2 separate regions of the Mus musculus genome follow, and region 1 is linked to region 2. A link is a loop called in an ENCODE intact Hi-C map of the cell type or tissue named here. Cell type or tissue: heart. All regions are shown on one strand. Each heading gives the region's core, and the rest is flanking DNA. Links, peaks and the distances in the headings are about the cores only.

The links. Hi-C counts contacts between places; a loop is a spot of excess contacts. Peaks named below come from ENCODE experiments on the same cell type or tissue, not always from the same donor. Only the 100,000 strongest peaks of a DNase experiment are listed, where the experiment ranks them.
Region 1: a loop joins it to region 2, with 2.6 times the contacts of the local background. A loop is called at or near these places in 5 of 42 quality-filtered maps.

What each region holds. Positions count from the first base shown.
Region 1 is chr8:47,175,215-47,186,107 of GRCm38, reverse strand. Stox2 (storkhead box 2) reads left to right here. Exons shown (of 4, transcript NM_001114311.1): 4 at 1-6,060. It overlaps Gm51569 (a long non-coding RNA gene), which reads left to right and starts at 10,447. Exons shown (of 3, transcript XR_003947544.1): 1 at 10,447-10,893. In heart, for the core only: no CTCF peak of the experiment used is centred there; no DNase peak of the experiment used is centred there.
Region 2 is chr8:47,362,526-47,370,525 of GRCm38, reverse strand. It overlaps a transcript of Stox2 not described here. Among named protein-coding and RNA genes, the nearest start is that of Gm39171, 43 kb to the right of the region's middle. In heart, for the core only: a CTCF peak has its summit at 3,402; DNase peaks (open chromatin) are centred at 3,305 and 7,055; H3K27ac peaks cover 584 bases; H3K27me3 peaks cover 4,304 bases.

The DNA of each region.
Region 1 (10,893 bases), core at 439-8,438, 180 kb after region 2:
AGGAAAGTCTACACACTGTAAGTGGAACATGTGTTTTTCAATGTCATACAGTTGCCAATTTCCATTCTGAAATGCCACAGAGTTGTGTTGCTCCCAGCCGGCCTATAGGGAATGGGGCCACGGAACTAATCCTTGATAGCCCCACCTCCCTCAAAAAAAAAAAAAAAAAGCTGCCACAAAATGTAAATGTAGGGGTGTCCATTGTGAAAAAAAATCAATGCCAAACTGGGCAGAAGGGACCCCAGCCCTTTGTGTGTGAGTCCTTTAAAATACCAGTCATTTTTCACTGTGAGTTTTCACAACACTCTTGCGGGAGGAGCCCATGAGAGTGGGTCAGAGGTCCCAATGGATGGACGTAGTTAGAGTGTTTGTTTTCGCTCTTTTCCAGCTCACTTGATGCTTGTCTTGAGTATTTTTTTTTTAACCTTCCCTAATCACAGTCCGGAATATAGGCCTTTGAAGTGGACAAAGGAAGGGAAATGCAGTCTCACAGAGGGGGGCAGGGGCACAGCACTGAGTGCTGGAGGAGGGTGCGTGGATGACCCGGAGGGATGAATCAGATACTGGAGCAGGATACCTGCCTCCTTGAGACACTTAGGATGAGCGAGCTTACTATACTAGATGCAGTGATTAGTTTGTTGGGAAACAAAATGTTCTTTATGATACAAATGAAGAATGTGGCCTGAGGGTGTTATTCTTTCTAATGGAAGGGACATAAATCTATTTTATGTAGTTTTAAATAGAATGCCTAAATTAGGCTGTGGGAGATGATTTTTAGTGGTTGTAAGAAAGAGCAAATTTAGGGAGCGTTGAACTTCAGGCCTTTTATTCCTGGGAAGATATCTATAGAGACAAACATTTAAAGTAATTTTTGATTAGAAATATACATGGGCCCTTATAATGGACAGTAGAATGTCCTCATTCTGCTGGTGTGGTATATTCTTAATTTGTACTCCCCTAAAATGTATCAGAATGACAATTATGCATTCATGAACTATGCCAGAGTAATGTTTACAGATACTTTGTAATGACTTCAGGAGGCACGTTCGGGGGGGATTGTGTGGCAGTTCCCTCATCTTTTACAGTGGTTTCTCCACACTCTGGTTTATGACGCCATGCTCAGTATCAAAAGGCTTGGCAGGAGGGGGCCCACTAACCATTGCTCTTCAGTCCTACAGGAAAGGCGCTTCTGCCAAAGTCCCTGTTTTCTGAGAAGCACTGCATACATCTGTAGGTACTGGAAATCCATCTGCACCAGGGTTAGATCTAATCCCAGGAAAATGACCAGAGATAAAGTTATATTCAGTTTAGTGTCAGATGAGTTTTGGAGCCATATACCATAATGAATTCATAAAAATCAATATAAAATATTTTCACTCAAGATTCTGGTAACGAGCATATGTTTGTGAGCTACTTCTTTTTCTGTGTCAGACTTAGTCACGAGCAATGTGTTTAAGGGGACACAGTTATATGAAGTAGGTGGAAACACATATACTCATATTTGGTCTGCTATTTGGAAGTTGTGTTGGGTCAAACTGGGCTCCTTAAGTTTGGTATACATTTCTTTTTTTGTGCTTATTGTAATGAAGCTTAAGCAAGATTCTCAATATACCGCTTCATTGTTGAAATGCTTTAAGGCAATTGGCTTTGAATCTCATACTTTACTTCCTCCCAGGCATGCCTCAGTTGTCCAGAAACACACTGTTTATCTTATCGCTTAAGTCATGTCCAGAAAGAGCAACCATGTATCTTATATACTATGTAGTCTGTTTGCTTAAGGAGCCATATACCATATGATTCCTAGATCTGGTCTAAATTAATCCCCCATGCCCCCGAAAAAAACCAACCTGCTCTGAAACTTTTGGCATACTCAAGTCATAAATAATAGGACCATTAAAACAATACATTAGTCTCTGACCCTCTGAACGTAGCCATTGGAAGAACCGAGTGCCCTGTGAACAGGAGAGGACGTAACTACGTTTAAGTGAAGCTTTAAAATACGAATTTTTGATAGTTCACAAGAAACAGGTTTACAGAAGGCGTTATTCAAACAAAATGTGTACACTATTTGCCTAATCATTATGGAGTACATGATTTAAAAATAAATAAACAAAAGAACCTCCCTTAGACCAGCAGCCATTAGCATAGCAAGATGGGCTTTAAAGATGATATACCACACAAACAGACATGCCGTGGAGAAACACTCCTGTCAGAATCTAACCTGGATTCTTGAATAGAGGAAGCATTGGTGGTGGGAAGCACATGGCAGATAGGATATGCGCATGTGTCTAAGATGGTCTCATCAAGATGGTGAGACTCTTGACTCTCACGGCCTCGGGCTGAGGCCCTCTCTGGGCTTTGCCAAGATTATTCTCCACTGGAACCACAGCTTTGTGTTCCATGACGACATGTCTAGTTTTTAGAGTTTATCAACAGAAAAGTTTACAAAACTGAGTCTGGTTGAATCTCTGTGAGGCATTCAACTTTAAAGGGTCAACACATCTGTCGGCATTTTGCACACTTATATATTATTATGATACAACATATTACTTTATGGTAATTTTTATTTTTTACATATAACTACCTCCATGAATCTGATGAAATGGCAGCGGTGTGTTAAAGTGTGTTCTTAAGACAAAAAAAGCAATGTTTCAAACGCTTTTCAGCAGTAGGCCATGGTGTTGCATGTGTGTCGGTGACTTACCCATTGGACTCATGACTTTTTTGTTGCCATGGTTTTCTTTCACAACATCCTTTGGCTTCCAACTGTAAGCCTGTTGTTCCCCTTCCTTTCTCCCTTCTCCCCCATGAAAGCACATCTGATTTGTTACAAATGAATGAACATTTTAAAATTACTGTCTTCCCCGCTTCTCTACTTCTGTTATTAGAGAGAGAGAGAAAAAAGTTCTCTTTGGCAAAGAGCCACTTGGTAAACATTTAGGAAGTTATTAATTCCTATAGCAATTGAATTGGATTGCTAGTGCCCCCCCCCTCCAGTAAGAAAAGACATGAGAACTTTGAAGCACTTTGGGCCTCTCTGCTTTTATCATATGCTACCCTATGGAGCCCAAACTTCCTTCTTATTAAAAGAACTGTGCCGTGCATTCTGGGATGTCTGTTAAGCAATTTATCTACCGTTTGATATATCTTACACATCTCAGGAGACCTTAATGAGTGCAAAAATAGGATGTGTGCACACCCAATAGGGAAAACCAATAGGAAAGAAGAAATGAGAGCAGCCAGGTAGAAATAAGAAATGCCTGTGTTTTATATGTTGGAGAATTCACATTCAGGAAACACAAGTGGAAAGGGAATGTGGAGGAGCAGTGATTTAAACACCAGCTGTTCCTAAATGTCTCTTTCTGAAAACGTTACAATGTACAATGAAATTCTATTGTGGCTGCCACCAAGACAGGAAGGGGGTGGGGGGTGGGGGGTGTACCTAGAGGAACACCCTTCCTCTTTTAGGTTAAGATAGCTTTGTCCAGTCCTACCTAGGATTAATCCCTTGTCACCACAAAGTGTACTTGAAGGCAAAGCTTGTGATGTCAGTGATGGGCACAGTTCTCACCAGGCCATTTGGGAGAGGTAGCATTCTGAGCTTGTGCTAACAACCAGTGACTGGTAAAGTTCCGCAGCTCAACTGGGCAGCTCAAAATGCTTCTGAAGCGTTAGCTGCACAATGGCAGAGCAGGTCCTGTGGGTCACACGCATGCTTGACAGGAGCAGACAAACGGAGTGACTCAAGATCCCCCAGAAACACAGTGGCAGCTCTCTCTCTCTCTCTCTCCTCTCTCTCTCTCTCAATGACCTATTTTCTATCTGTTTGATAGGCCATGGTGAGACATCACTAAAATGCTATTTTTATGATGTGTGCTAATAAAGAAAACAAATGCAGCTTGACACCTTGTCCATTTCATTCAAAGAGGTATGGGTGTTTGGAATCTCAACACCTCAGCACCCCTTTACTGGTATTGAGTTAGGAAGTGCGAGATGAACAAGTCCACACCAATACCACTGTCGTCAAAGGCCAGTCCAGACATCCACCTTTGTTTACAGTTTCTCGTTGGGTTCCTGTCATTTCTGTGATAACCCCATCTTCAGGAACATTGGCTGCTCCAGGCAGTGGAAGGTGCTGAAACAGTTGTTTGTTTTTTTTAAGTTTTCTTTTAAAATATTTATCAAGCACTCTTCACAGTGCTCAGCTACATACCATCCACTAAACTATATCAAGCCCTGCTTTGTAGGATCTGGGAAGCTGATCCAGTTCTAAGAGTTTTGTCAAATTATGAGATAGAAGGTCTTTGACATCTGCTTTCTCCTTTCCCACAGACCAGTCCCACACCCAACTAGCAGTGTAGCGCAGACCACAGTAGACACAAGAAGTGGTGTTTCCTTTCCCTCCCACCCTCACCTCCCCACCCCCCACCCCCCACCCCCGCCATTGTCAAAGCCATCCAATAACGTCCTGTGAGCGAGGGACTCCTTGGCCCGTGTTTAAGGCTTGGGGAAATTAGAAACAAGAAAAATGAATGCAAAAGCCATGGGAGGCATTGTTTTTCTTTGGGCTAGTTAAACATGGCGGAAAGGGATTGCTATTGTCCGAGCTTTGCCAAGAAATACAAAAAGAATCAGCTGTCACCTCATCCTTCTGGAAGAAGGTTTTATAGTATTAATGATACAAGTGATATTTTCCCATGGAGTTTTCCTTAGGATACATTTCATGAATTATACACAGGAGACATTTTATTATTAGATCTCATGTGTTTGCAAAAGGTACTGGCTTCTCCCTGATTGATGCCCGTCCCCTTGGCTTGCGTCAGCAATGCAGAGGGGCTCCGTGGTGACGGCTTCTATGATCCATATGCCTGTGTCGTTATTATTGTTGTTCACAGGCTTAATGGTTGCAAAATTTAGAATTCGGCAAAGCTCCAGGGGAAACGAGCGGTCTTGTGATTGTATACAGGCAGTCAGAGGCCTTTAACGGCTCATTGCTGGCTTCACTTGTGAACACACACACCCGTCCGACTAGGAAAAGGGTATTTCCGAGTGAGGTACCAATGGCTCTGGAAAGGCAGAAATGGAAGGTTAGAGCCAGGCTGGTCCTTGTGCACCTGCCTACCTCCCTGTCCAAAGGCTGACCTTGGTACCCCCCATTCCCCTACTCTTGCCCCAAAAGAGGTACCACATCTGAGACCTGAGCTCCCCTCCAATCCCAGTCCTCTCCAGCTCCGGGACCTTCATCCTATAGAACATTCTAGACAGCCCTGACTTCCTTTCCTCTGAGAGTTACCCTCTCTGCCTCCTTGTCTCCTCCTCCCACCTAGATACCTATTCCACCACCACTGTTTCCACATTGGAAGAGCAGAATACTGTGTAGTATTGTGCACGCATGCCAGTTAGGAGTAGAGCTGCCCTAGAGTCACTTCATGTAAGTGTCAACAGGTACAAATGTAAAGTCCTTAGAGCAGTGACACCTGTACTCTCTGGAAGAGAATTCAATTTGACCCTCCAAGTTCCAAGGGATCATGGCTCTGCAGGTGTCTTTCTCTGCGTGGCTGACTGTGACGATTACATTAGGGTCAATGAGCTAAGAAGTACATGTGGGATTCACTATGTTAGGAAGGAGTTTTGCAGCCAAGACTGCCTTGAATAAAAAATGTTTTTGCACTGAAAAAAAAAAAACTTTAAATGACTTGGTCTCTGGTTGCTGTAAAGGTCATCCAAGATGGATGTTCTGTTTATATTGTATAGTATTTCATAAGAAATAACTGCAGTTCATGAAACGTCTTCCCTACTGTTACTGATTTCTAACAGCACATTTGTAACATGGTTTTTATCGTGTCCGTGTACCATATTGTAAATGATGATTCCTTGTCATCCTTAGTACAATAAGTTAAAAGGAAAAAAAAAAGGACAGGGATTTTTGTAAGTCTATATTTGAAAGTCCCTCCATATGGTAATATTGTGTTCATGTTGTATATGTAGTGTTGTGTGAAATATCCATTTTGGATTGTGTTACTTTTTAAGATATTAAATAACATTTGGTTATATGTGTAAGTGGATTTTTTTTCTTTTTTGATACTCGAGAGATAAATTATTTAGAGGAGGCCAATTTCCCTCTCTGATTAATGTGAGTTTTGTAACAGTTCTGTTGCACGTTTTTTTTTTTTTTATTACAGTTTTAAAATTGAAAACCAAACATGGAGTTCCTGTATCAAAGTTCTTTCCCTGTGGACTTGGAGAAGATCACATTCGGGGGTGGTTTTAACACAGGACAGTGGTTAGAGCTGCGTGTGGTCCCATTTTGTATGAAATTATAGACCAACATGGTTATTTGGGGGGGGGGGAGTTTCTCTTATAAAACCACTCATTTAAAAACTGGTGACATGAGTTAAATGTCCCTCAGGTAACTCCTGGGACATTTGTCCATGTAGTCAGAAGGCAAGAATGCTTACGTGTTTGTTCAGTGGTCTTCAAGATCTAGCAGTGGGTTTAACATAGAATCTAACAGTATTCAAACAACCGTGGGACGAAAAGAGTTTTTCTTTTTAATTGTGCCTAGAGTTGAGGCGATGACTCAATAGAGTACTTGTTGTGTAAACGTGAGGACCTGAGTTCAAATCCCCAGCACCCACATAAACTCAGGGTGCAGGTGCTCCTCTATACTGAGGCTGGATCCCTGGAGTTTACTGGCCAGCAGTCTGGCCAGACTGTTTAACAAAGGGTTAAATGAGAGTCTTTCTTGAGAAAATATGGTAGAGAGGGACTGAGAAAGACACCTTACATCAACTTTTAAGTCTCCATATGCACACATGTCCGAGTGCACATGTGTGCTCACACATCGAGACATGCGTGCATCCCCCACACGCAAATGAAGTTGTGTCTATATTAAACATGCATACATGGATAGACTTCTTCCTTGTCAAATCTCCATAAACAATAAGCCATAATACTCTCTCACCACATTTGCATTACAGTAGGTATTGTAGTCATCAAGATATGGTTTAAAGCTCGTCATCTTTAGATGTGCATTGGATACATGTGAACACTGGAGGATTTTCTGTTACAGTTGAGGGTTTGAGTATCCATGGTGATCCTGGAGCCAATTCCCTGGGGCTGGAATGGATGCCTTTGGATTCTTTTGAGTCCCCTTGGTGACAGGCCCCCTCCTAGGTGATGGGTCTTTGTGGAATAAAGTCCATCTTCTGAAACTAAAAGTGATACTCTGTCAAATGAACAACTAAACTAAGAAACAGCCTATAAAACCCGAACACTAGACCTCCACAGTGGAGACCAATTTTCTTGGAAAAAGCAGAACCTAACACAGACTTCCAAAACTTGCCTCAGACAATGATCTTGTCCTCTGAGTTAATTCGAGGAGCTCAAAGTGATGGCTTTCAGGGACAAGCCTCATTTTGTTGCTCCCGTTTCAAGCCTGTCGATGTGGGCGGCCACAGGAGTGTTTTGAGGCATGAGATGGGGATGAGCCAGTGCGTGGTCATTCTCTGTGCTTAGGATGGTCAGGGAAGGGCACTGTGTGTGCACTTCAGCATCATCCAGTGAACTGGAGGCATGGAGGAAATAAGGGAATTTCATAAGAAGATTGATAGCAGGCTTTGGCTTTGTTTGAGAGAATGGTCACAGTTCATAAACGTCTTTTCATTCTAAAGGAAACAGCGTGGTTTTAACTTCTTTTTAGAGTGGGGAGACTTTTTTTTTAATTCTCCATAGAAAAAGTCCAAGTGGAATATAAGTGCCTCCTACCCCATTGGCTGCTGTGAAATAGAGAAACACCGAATAATAAAAAGGAGTTATTTGCCTGACTTTCATAACTTATTTAACTGGGAAATCTTAGCCCTACTCTGGGAATACTTGGCTTTACTGATAGGCCTATTTTCAGGCCCAGTGGCTCCAGACTCTTTCTGTCAAACCAGTGGTTCATCTTGTAACCCTTGGGACAGTGTGTGGCGATGTCTGCACATTGCACATGGCCTCGGGCAGTGAGGAAAATCAAGTTTTTTACACTCAGGAGAGGCAGGGTAGAGTTATTGATGCATCTTGAAAGAATCACAACAGGAGGATCTTGAGGCCTGAGCTATGCCTCCGACAGCAGATATGAAAAGCGAGACGGAGTTAGTTGAGATCCATAAAGGCAAAAGTGACTTTGTAGTTTCCTTCTTGGATATATCTAAGAGTTTAGGGCCAGACCTAATGCCCTCAAAGTGGGTGAACAACCTCAGGTTTAGCCTCAGCTCAATAACAAGGCTGAGCATTTTAGGTGAGTACTTTAGCCTCCGGGTTTCATAAAACAAGTGCCGTTTTGGTCACACCCCTTCATGGTTTCCTTGTTTCTCTCTATTGCAAAATTGCACACATTATTTTCTATTACTTCAGATTTCTTTGACTTTATTAGACTGCCTAAAGACATTTTTGTGATTATTGTTGTGTGACAGAACCTTCCCCTAATGAATAAAGATTTCAAGGGACCAATCACTTGGCTAGAAGGAAGAGGGACTTCCAGGTCAGAGAGCGAAAGAGGGGAGGCAGGAGAAAGGTAAAGCCTTTTGGACAGGAGAGAGCAGGAGAGAACTGACTCCTGCAAATTGCCTGCTGATCTTAAAACACGTAACGTGCACACACACATTCAAATACATGAAAAAACATGTCTAAGACTTTTTAAAGATTTATTTGGTGGTGGTGGTGGTGGTGGTGGTGGTGGTGGTGGTGGTGTGTGGGTATATACCAGTGTGCATGTTACTATAATGGCCAGAATAAGGCATCAGATACCCCTGGACCTAGACTTGTAGCTGATTTCCCGCTGTCTAACATGGGTACTAGGAACTGAACTCGGGTCTCTTAGACGAGCAGGAAGCACTCTCCAGCTCCTCAAAACGTTTTTAACAGAAAAAACATTTTTAATGTTAATTTGTGACTGGTCTAAATTATTTCTAACCACAATGGAACTGTTATAGTTTAAAATTCCTGTTCACAGTGCCTTCGCCCAAGTCCACAGACCATGGATCTACCATCCTCTTTCTGCTAACCTTTGTGTTAAGAGCATTTTAACTGCCAGCTCTTCTATGGGAATCACCGATCTATGCTCACTCGGGGTTAGGTAACTAACCAGCAATGTGCAAATATGTCTAGATAGGTATGTGAGTAGATTACTGATAAGTAATTGCAGTAAACCAAACCGATTCCTTTAAAAGTATGTTTATCAAACACACTGACAGTCCATATGTGTGTGTATATGATGCACTGCAGCCTCATCCCGTGCTCTTGCTCCTCCCACCCTTGCCCATCCCCCTTCTCCCTGGAATTATCTCATTTTCATGCTTTTCTGTTGGGTTTTGTTTTGTGACCCAGCTTTAAACAGGACATTTATATCACTCCCTTTAAGGCAGCAGTTCTCAAAATCATGGGTTATGACCCCTTTGGGGTCAGGGTCACATATCAGACCTGCCATGTATATCAGGTATCTACCATGTATATCAGATATTTACAGGTATCATGGTATCTGCCATGTATATCATATATTTACAGTGTGAATCAGAACATTAGCAACAGAAGGAGCAATGATTGGGGGGTCACCACAACATAAGGGACTGTATTAAAGTGTCACAGCATTAGGAAGGATGGGATCCACTGCTCTAAGGCTTAGGGAACATTGGGGAAGAGAGGGCAGAATGCGCAGGCCCAGGAGGAGTGGGGCGGCGGTGCTGGATTGCTGACTTAGGGATATGACAAGGCTGTTGGAATCACGAATGTACAGCTCCTGTGCTTGCCTGCACAAGCCTGGGCCTGTGGGTATTCAGTCAGAGCCATTCTTAACAAATTGCAAAATCGCAAAAAGTATATTTTTATATTTATTTGCATTTCAAGTTTTCAAGAGGAAGGAATTATTTTTCCATTAGAAAATCTTCCTTTCTTCTCTCCTTCCCTCCCTCCCTCCTTCCCTTTTCTGTGAACCCCTTCACTTCCTCATCTTACCTTCACTTCTTTCCTGCCTTCTTTATTCTATCATCTATTTGTCTATCATCTATCTATCTAACAATCATTTATCTATCACCTATATATCATCTATCTACTAATCATTTATCTATCATCATTATCTGTCTTCTATCATTTATATACCAAACATCTATCTATCAATCTCTCTCTCTCTCTCTCTCTCTCTCTCTCTCTCTATATATATATATATATATATATATATATATATATATATCATCTATTTACCAATCATTTACCTATCTGTCTGTCATCTATCTATCTATCTATCTATCTATCTATCTATCTATCATCATTTATCTGTCTATCATCTATCATCTGTCTATCTATCATCTACCTATTTTTCATCTCTCTATCTACCTGTCTGTCTATATCTATCTACCTATCATATACTTATCTATCATCTATCTATCTATCTATCTATCTATCTATCTATCTATCTATCTATCTATCTATTTTATAGCAACTATTATCTATTTATCATTGATCAGTCTATCATCTCTGTGTTTTGCCTGTAAATGGCAGTGAAACAAAAGATGTCTGTATGACCAACTCTCTGAAACATGTGTCACCTTGGGAAATTATTCTGTACTTTTCAAATATCTGTGGTCCAAGGCAGTGTCTTCCGTTCTTTGCCCCAACATCAGTATGGAACTTTCTCTTTCTCAACAGTGAATGACTCTGTGATCATCTTGTGGAGGGAATCACCAGTCTCCAGGCACAGCGCAACATCATAGCCTCCTCCATGTTTCCAGCCTCTGCACCTCTATGTTTCTATGTATCTCCAGGTTCAGATCACAGGCCATGCCTTTCACGGGGGCAGCACATGTGTGATGGAACAGAACACTTCAAATAGCCTGGAGAAGACAAGGGTTTCTTTTC
Region 2 (8,000 bases), core at 1-8,000:
GGGACCAGAAATGGTTTTAGTTTTGGATGTCTTTGGACTTTGGTATATTTTAATAAACATAATGAGATATCTTGAGGACTGGACCCAAGTCTAAACAGGAAATTCACCTATGTTTCCTGTACTTGTATGTGTAGCCCGGAGATGATCTTAGATGGAATCTTTAGCGTGCTCTGTTTGGACGTTGATGCTTCAAGCTTCTCATGAGTCAGGTGTGGAGTCTTGGATGGGTGGCTTCTTTTCACCGTTCGAAAAGTTTTGCAATTTGGAACATTTCGGGTTTTATATTTTCGGACCTGAAATATTCAACTTGTGTAACAAGATGATCAGAACTATCTGTGGTCTGCCGGCCGCTCCTGCCTCGCCTCTCACATCCAGTCTACTTCTGCTTTTAAAACGAAGCTCATTTGGTTGCCAGGTCGCTCAGAGTCATCGACCACTGAGAATGACGGTTCTGAGTCCACTCGACATTCAGAAAAGGAGGCCGGGAAAACAACATCTTGGAGGCATTTGGGAATACATCCCAGGTGACTGGGGCAACTGGACTGTCCCAAGAACGCAGGGAGGAGGAACAATGAAAAGCACCCCCGGGTCACTTTTACCGTAGTGGGTACGGCAACTCTGCTCCTGTCGGGAAGACTTTAGTTTCCCAGGCAGTCATACAATCTGAAGGAGCCATTTCTATGGGAAAAATGAATGCTGGCTTTGCCTTCAGCCTGCTTTGCTGCGTGCTTGCCAGCGTCTGGCTTAGGTAATTAATTTCCTTATGTAATCCCCTGTTGGAGAAGTTAGATGGATAATGAAGCCACTTGATCCTTTCGTGCTCATTTACAAGACACAGTCATTTCTACCTAGCGCCCAGGTAATTCCCCGTTTCCTTAGCTGTTGCTGCCTCTCTTGACTTGAGCGTTTAGGAATCTGGGGTTGTTATAGGCGGCCTCGGGCAGGCGCCGAGCAAAACCGAGCCTCCCTGAGCATGCAGGATCGTTGCCTGGGCTGTATCGGCTTTCTAGTTCCTTGAGACATGACTGGACTAATTTTTCAGATGCTTTGAATGGAGTAGAGCAGACTGTTGCTTTGCTGTGAAGAGCAAACATGAAAACTCCCAACCTGAGAGTCAAGGCCTATCCATTTCCCTTTAATTACCTCCAGAAGTCCCTGTTAATGATTCAATAGTTATAAAAGTAAATTATAGGTGCTCTGGAACTCCGTTTGCAGTTTCTTTTGACTTTTGAACCGGCTACTGCCAGGCAAAGAGGTGTGAAGTGGTACAACAGTGGTCTGACTCGAATTGCTTGTAACTTTATAGATTTAATAAAGGTAGAGCAAGGCTGTGTCTAAACAGGGTCAGGCTGGCACGGAGGGAATTGCTTTAGGACAAAGAAAAAAAAAATCTTGGCTTCTTGTGGCATACCAAGCTGGGGGCGTTTTCCTATATTATGTTGCAAACTGCTCATCATCAGAGAGGCTCAACAAATGGGTCTGATAAGGTTCTCCGTCCATGGCCTGGTTTGTCCTGTATCACTGTGATGAACATCACGAGGCAGTGTAACTCACGGAGAAGGGGGTCCACTTGCCTTTTGTGTCCTGGTCATAGTCCATCACTGAAGGAAGTCAGGGCAGGAACTCAAGCAGGAGTGGGGACAAGAAGAGGCAGAGAGGAAAGCTAGCTTGCTCGCCAAGGCTTAGTTTGTTTTCTTACACAACTCAGGTCCACCTGCCCAGGGGTGGGACTGTGGACCAGGCCCTCCTCCATCAGTCAGGGGTGGTACTGTGGCCCAGGCCCTCCTCCATCAGTCAGGGAGGTACTGTGGACCAGGCCCTACACCATCAGTCAGGGGTGGTATTATCTCCAGTGGACCAGTCCTTCCCCATCAGTCAGGGGTTGCATTGTCTCCAGTGGACCAGGCCCCCCTCCATCAGTCAGGGGTGGTATTGTCTCCAGTGGACCAGTCCTTCCACCATCAGTCAGGGTGGTACTGTGAACCAGGCCTTCCTCCATCAGTCAGGGGTGGTACTGTGGACCAGGCCCTCCTCCATCAGTCAGGAGTGGTGTTGTCTCCAGTGGACCAGTCCTTCCACCATCAGTCAGGGAGGTACTGTGGACCAGGCCTTCCTCCATCAGTCAGGGGTGGTACTGTGGACCAGGCCCTACACCATCAGTCAGGGGTGGTATTATCTCCAGTGGACCAGTCCTTCCCCATCAGTCAGGGGTGGCATTGTCTCTAGTGGACCAGTCCTTCCACCATTAGTCAGGGTGGTACTATGGACCAGGCCTTCCTCCATCAGTCAGGGGTGGTACTGTGGACCAGGCCCTACACCATCAGTCAGGGGTAGCATTGTCTCCAGTGGACCAGGCCCTCCTCCATCAGTCAGGGGTGGCATTGTCTCCAGTGGACCAGGCCCTCCTCCATCAGTCATTAATTGAGAAAATGCCCACAGACACGCCCACAGGCCATTCCAATGGAGGCAATTCCTCATCTGAGGCTCCCTCTTCACACATGACTATGTGTCTAGGTGACAAAAACTAACTAGCCCAGTTCTGTTCTGTGTGGTTGTAAATACATAATGACTTCTTTCCAGTCATGGTTTCTGAAACACACTTGAGGTTGTTGTCACCACTTGTAGGTGAAATAGGTCACAGTGAGTTTCAAGATTTTGGGGGGTAGGCGGTGGAGAAAATCTTTTCTTGTGTTTGTTTTCTTCCTTCCTTTCTTCCTTCACTACTACTACTATGACTTCCTCCTCCTCCTCTTCCTCTTCCTCTTCCTCCTCCTCTTCCTCTTCCTCCTTATAGTTTTTCGAGACAGGGTTTCTCTGTGTAGCCTTGGCTGTCCTGGAACTCCCTACAGAGGTAGACCAGGCTGACCTTGAGCTCAAAAATCCACCCGCCTCTGCCTCCCAAGTGCTGGGATTAAAGGCACGAGCCACTATAGCCTTGTCCCTTCTTTGTTTTTTTCAAATACAATTTTATATGATATCTTAGCCTATGAGGATAAGAGCACTCTTTTTTGGGCGGGGGAGGGCAGAGGACTAAGAATGCCAGAACATTTTATCTCCCAAAGTCACTTCAGTGTGTCCTGTAGGGCTGTTCAGAATTTAGGATGAAAAACCATTACAATGGTAGAGTAAATGGTTTTCGTATTTTTTTTTTCACTAACGTTTCCACTCTTTAGACTTGTGCTGTCACACCCGTGGACTGAGATGTGTGACTTCCTGGGAATTGACGTTTAGAACAGGGCTTGACAATGGTCAGATAGTAAAGTGTCTATTTTTGGCTTTATGGGTCAGACAGTCTGAGACACAACAGGCCAGCTTTGTCATGTGCAGTGGAGTCAGAACTGAATGAGCCAGATGCCCTCCATAGAGCTCCTTGGGCACCAAGATGTGAATTTCCTACTCTTTTCTCTAGGGTGAGCTATTGGTTTGAGTTTTGCTTGTTGTCTAAAAATGGGCAAATGGGTTGTAATTTCTGGGTGGGGTTCGGTCTGCGGGCCCTGGTTTGGTGATTCTCGCTTTAGCTTCTCTGCAGGCAGTACTTTTGTCGATGAAATGGCTACATTTCTCTGGCTTTCAGAGGAAGGCTTTTGAAATTCATTTTGGCTTCTCTGACAAGGTCTTTTCCTTTCTTGAAATACAGCAAGAGCTGAACGTGGTCACCTTGTGTCACAGCGTCTGTCAGTCCTGGACAGAAATGCTCCCCGAGGTCAACTGTGCTCAGAGACAGGAAATTCCAGACTAGGTCTACAGGCCACTGAGCTTGGTTATGAACTGGACAGACTCGAGTGGGTGAGATTACAAAGTCTTTGTGTTGGTTACATCCCTCATAGCTCAGACAGAGAATCTGACAGAAGCAACTTAAGGGAGGAAGGGTTTATTTTAGCTCACGGTTTAAGGGACCGTGCGTGGTCCGTCATGGTGGGTGCAGTTCCAGATTGTGGCATCTGGAGTAGCTTGGGGCTGTGGCTCTGCTACATTGCAGGGTTAGCGGCAAAGCAGTTGGCTGGGTTGGAAGCAAGGCTGGGCCGAAACCAGCTTGTCTCCAGTGACCTATTTCTGCCTCAAGCTTCACCTTTAAGAGAGTCTACCAGCGGGGAACCAAATGTCTCAAATACACAAGCCTAAGGGGGGGGGGGGGATTTTATATTCTAGCCGTCTCAGCCATCATTGCAGATGTCATGTTTGACTTTTGACCCAGTGTCTCATGTTCCCGAGGGGGAAGAAGAGGAAGAGGAGGAGGAGGAAGAGGAGGAGGAAGAGGAGGAGGAGGAGGAGGCCTGGGGTGATGCCAAGGTGCTCTCTATTCTATGTGAAACAGCTGAATTTTCTAGAAGGGGCTTTGTCTGTAAAGTTAAGAACACAATGTCTCTGCTACTGTTTCCCAGACCATGAGCGTTTCATTTGTTTGTCCATCCATCCATCCATCCATCCATCCATCCATTCATCCATCCATCTATGCAAGAAGCTCTCCTGAACACTCACTGTTATAAGGGCTGAACCTCTAAGGGGTGCAGGAGAGTCTGGGTTGCTCTCTGAGAACTGACATTGGTGGGGGTGGGCTCTGGCCCATAAGCAATCAAAGGTAAGGCAGGGTGGTAGTGCTTGCAGAGTACGGGGTTGCAGGGGCATATGTGACGGGAATATTGAAGGTCTCAGACAGGTGGCACTAAAGCTTGAGCTCGGGGCCCTGAATGAGTGGAGCCACAGAGGAGACAGGTGTGGAGAGAAAGATACCAGAGGAGGTGGTGGCTCCCAAGTGGTTTGGGAGGTGGACTGAAGTTAAGGCTGCTATAGTGTCTTCTGCACCAGTGTCCAGACCGATCTTTATCACGGACTAGAGACAGAAGAACCCTGTACGTGTAGATCCCACACACAGGCCCACATGGCGACCTGGCATGCATGTGTGTAAGGATGTACGTGACTGAGAGCAGAAGCCACACTCAGTACACTTACTCCGCTCCAGTGTTTTATAGCCTGCCCCCTCTAACCACCAACCCACTAAACGGACTACTTAATTTCTAAGGGTACACAGTGCATGGCTCAGTGAACATTGTTTTATGCGTTACATCCTATGGGAATTCCATCTTCTCATGGCCTTGAGGATGAATCAAGGCTGCTAAGGTGCGCGACCCCTTTGTGTGCATTCTGTAACGGCTGTGTCAGGAGAGCTGCAGAAGTGTGCAGGTGGAGAATAGATCAGAAGACAGACCAGAGAGGAGTTGATTGCAGTGTTAGCTGGCCAAAGCATGGCATGGGAGCAGGAAGGGCCGTTTGTGGGGAAGATGCATGCCCAGGTTTCTACTGTGTTTCCCCTTGGAAGCTTACTATCTCTGTATAGCAACTGGTAGTAGTACAATTGTACTGAGTTGTCTGTCCCAAGCTCAGAATTTGGGGAGCCTTTTCATTCAGACTGTTCTGAAGTAAGGAGCTCCCCCCCCCCCATGTAGACGTTCATCTATGCACTACACTGTACCTAAGCTTTACTGCTTCAACCACGTAGCACGGAAAACCGGAAATAGATGCTCAATGGGGGTACTTGTGAGGGTTGGATTGTCCATCTGCGATGCCCCAGGGAGTGCCCCTTGAGAGGTACGGAGAGAGCAAGGAAGTCTCATGGAGTCACCCATACAGCTTATAGATTACCCATCCACCCCAGGTTCTCTTGGCGTCAGTACTCAGTCGCAATGGCGGATGCTCTAGAGTGTAACTGTTACTCATTGCTCTCTTCTGATCGCATCTGGATTGGTCTGTATAGGCTGCTGTAGCAGAACAGGTCTGGGTAAAACCCTACAGTCTGTCTCCGGTGATAGAATTAATTTGCTACAGTTCTGCAATACAGGAGTCAAGATCTTTTCCTTTTCCTTTTTTCTTTTCTTTCCCTGCAGAGGCTCACTGATTGTGTAGTCCTCACCTGGCAGAAATGGAGGGGCTCCGGTCCCTGTCCCTTCCTATAAAGACCCCAGTTCCATCTTAAGCGCTGTCCCTCGCCCCCTATCGAATCACATCCCAAGGCCTAACACCAGTACCTTTGGGAGGGCGACGTTTCCATGTGAATTTTGGGAGGACGAGGGTGCTCACTAGTAACCTTCCTCTAATTTCTTTATTTCAATTTTAACCGGAAGGGCAATGGCAGAATGAACCCACCCCGGAGCAGAGGGTTGTTGGATTTCTGCCTTTCCAAGGCCCTGTGTTTTCCTCAGCAAAGATGAAGAAGTTAACTTCCCAGCCTCCAGGTTGAGTGGTAGGAGTTTGGTTCTCTGTATGTGACCCTGGTTAGCTGTGACCTCTTGATTCCCTTGCCCTGCCTCCCAAGTGCTGGGATTGCAAGTCTGTGCACCACGGCTGGCTAAGCGTTTAAAGCGAGAAAGGGAGGAGGCCGGAGCAGATACATCCACAGAAATGCACTTCTGTCATCAGTAAATACCTATGCAGACAGTTGAAACTTGTGTCTCTCTGTTCCTGTTACCTTCTTACCCAAAGCATGATGCAATATTTCACAATGACATTACCTGATGGCAATTATATAGCTCGTGTTTGTGTATGTGTGTGTGTGTGTGTGTGCATGCGTGTTGTGTACATGCATTTGTGTGTCTCTTTGTGTATATGAATGTGTGTACTGTGTGTTTGTGTGTGTGCATGCATGTACATGTATGTGTATGTATGTGCATGTGCATACTGTATGTGTTTGTGTGTGTGCATGCATGCATTAGTGTGTGTGTGTGTGTGTGTGTGTGTGTGTGTGTGTGTGTGCATGCACACAAGCACACACACATATAATGAAATGCAGTGCACACAGAAATGTCTAGGTTTAGATGAGGGCTCTCTTCTCTCCAGAATTTGTAGTTTGGAAACCTATGAGAACTCAGGCAGCTATGTATACACACACACACACACACACACACACACACACACACACACACATTTCATAACCACTTACAGCAATCCTGTCATGTTGTTAGACATGGCTGTCTGTGACCTCCACTTTAGAGATCAATAGCAGAAGTGAGCCAAGAAGGGAACGTGGGCCAAGATCCTATCACAGCACAGCGACAGCCGAGATGGAGTCCAGGCCGGTGGCTGAGGGCTGAAGGCTTGTGTAACTGTCACAGCATCTGCTTTCTGCAGCCTCCCGGGTGGTGAAAAGCGCTGTCTAACTTATCTCCAAGGCCCGTGACAGAGCTTCCTGTCTCCATGTCCTGTGTCCTGCCAGTGCCTGCCCTGTTCGACCTTTTTAATTTAAGTGTTTGGAAAATTTGGGAAGAGGGCACGTGCATCCTTTCCTCTTTTCTAGGAATGTGTCACCTTCTGTCACTGTCACTTACGGCTAAATCCTCTAGGATGCTAGGGACAAGCTGATATTGACTAGAACATTTTTTTTTTAAAAGGCAAAAAAAGGCGGTTCTTTGATATGCTGGCTGAGTGTGTCCAAAATGTAAATTTTGTTTCTTTGAAATGCAGTTTGAAAGCAAGGTAGTGGAAGGGAACGTGTCTGATTAGACAAACAAAAACAATAGGACAAGAAATGAACCATCGCTCCCTAGTGTTGGTGAATCTCAGGATAAGCACATGGTTCTCTCCCAAGAAGAGTCTCTCAGGACCTTCTCCCCAGGGATGAAGAGATGTCACATCCCTGGGCTCTGTCTCCTAGTGGCGCTTGGAGTTTGGGAATTAATTTGTAGAGTGGCTCCCTTCTGGCAGATCAGTTTATCTCCAGGGGACACAGGGATACAGGTATCTGAACCTGGGACAAAGCTGGTTCCTGTACCCCAGTGGGGGTGGGGTGGGGTGGAGACAGAGGGGTGGAAGCATACTTTAGTCTTTCTAGGCTAGGAGGCAGGAGTGCAGTGTTCCTTTTCTTGAAGGTTCCAGGTCCGTACAGAGGGTCACTATGCACTCTGCCAACTGTTGCAAATCCCTGAAGGGTCCAGGGCAGCCCTTGTCCCAGTCCACATGGCTGTGTGTGGACTGAGGCCCAGAGATCCCAGAAGCACCTCTTGACATCA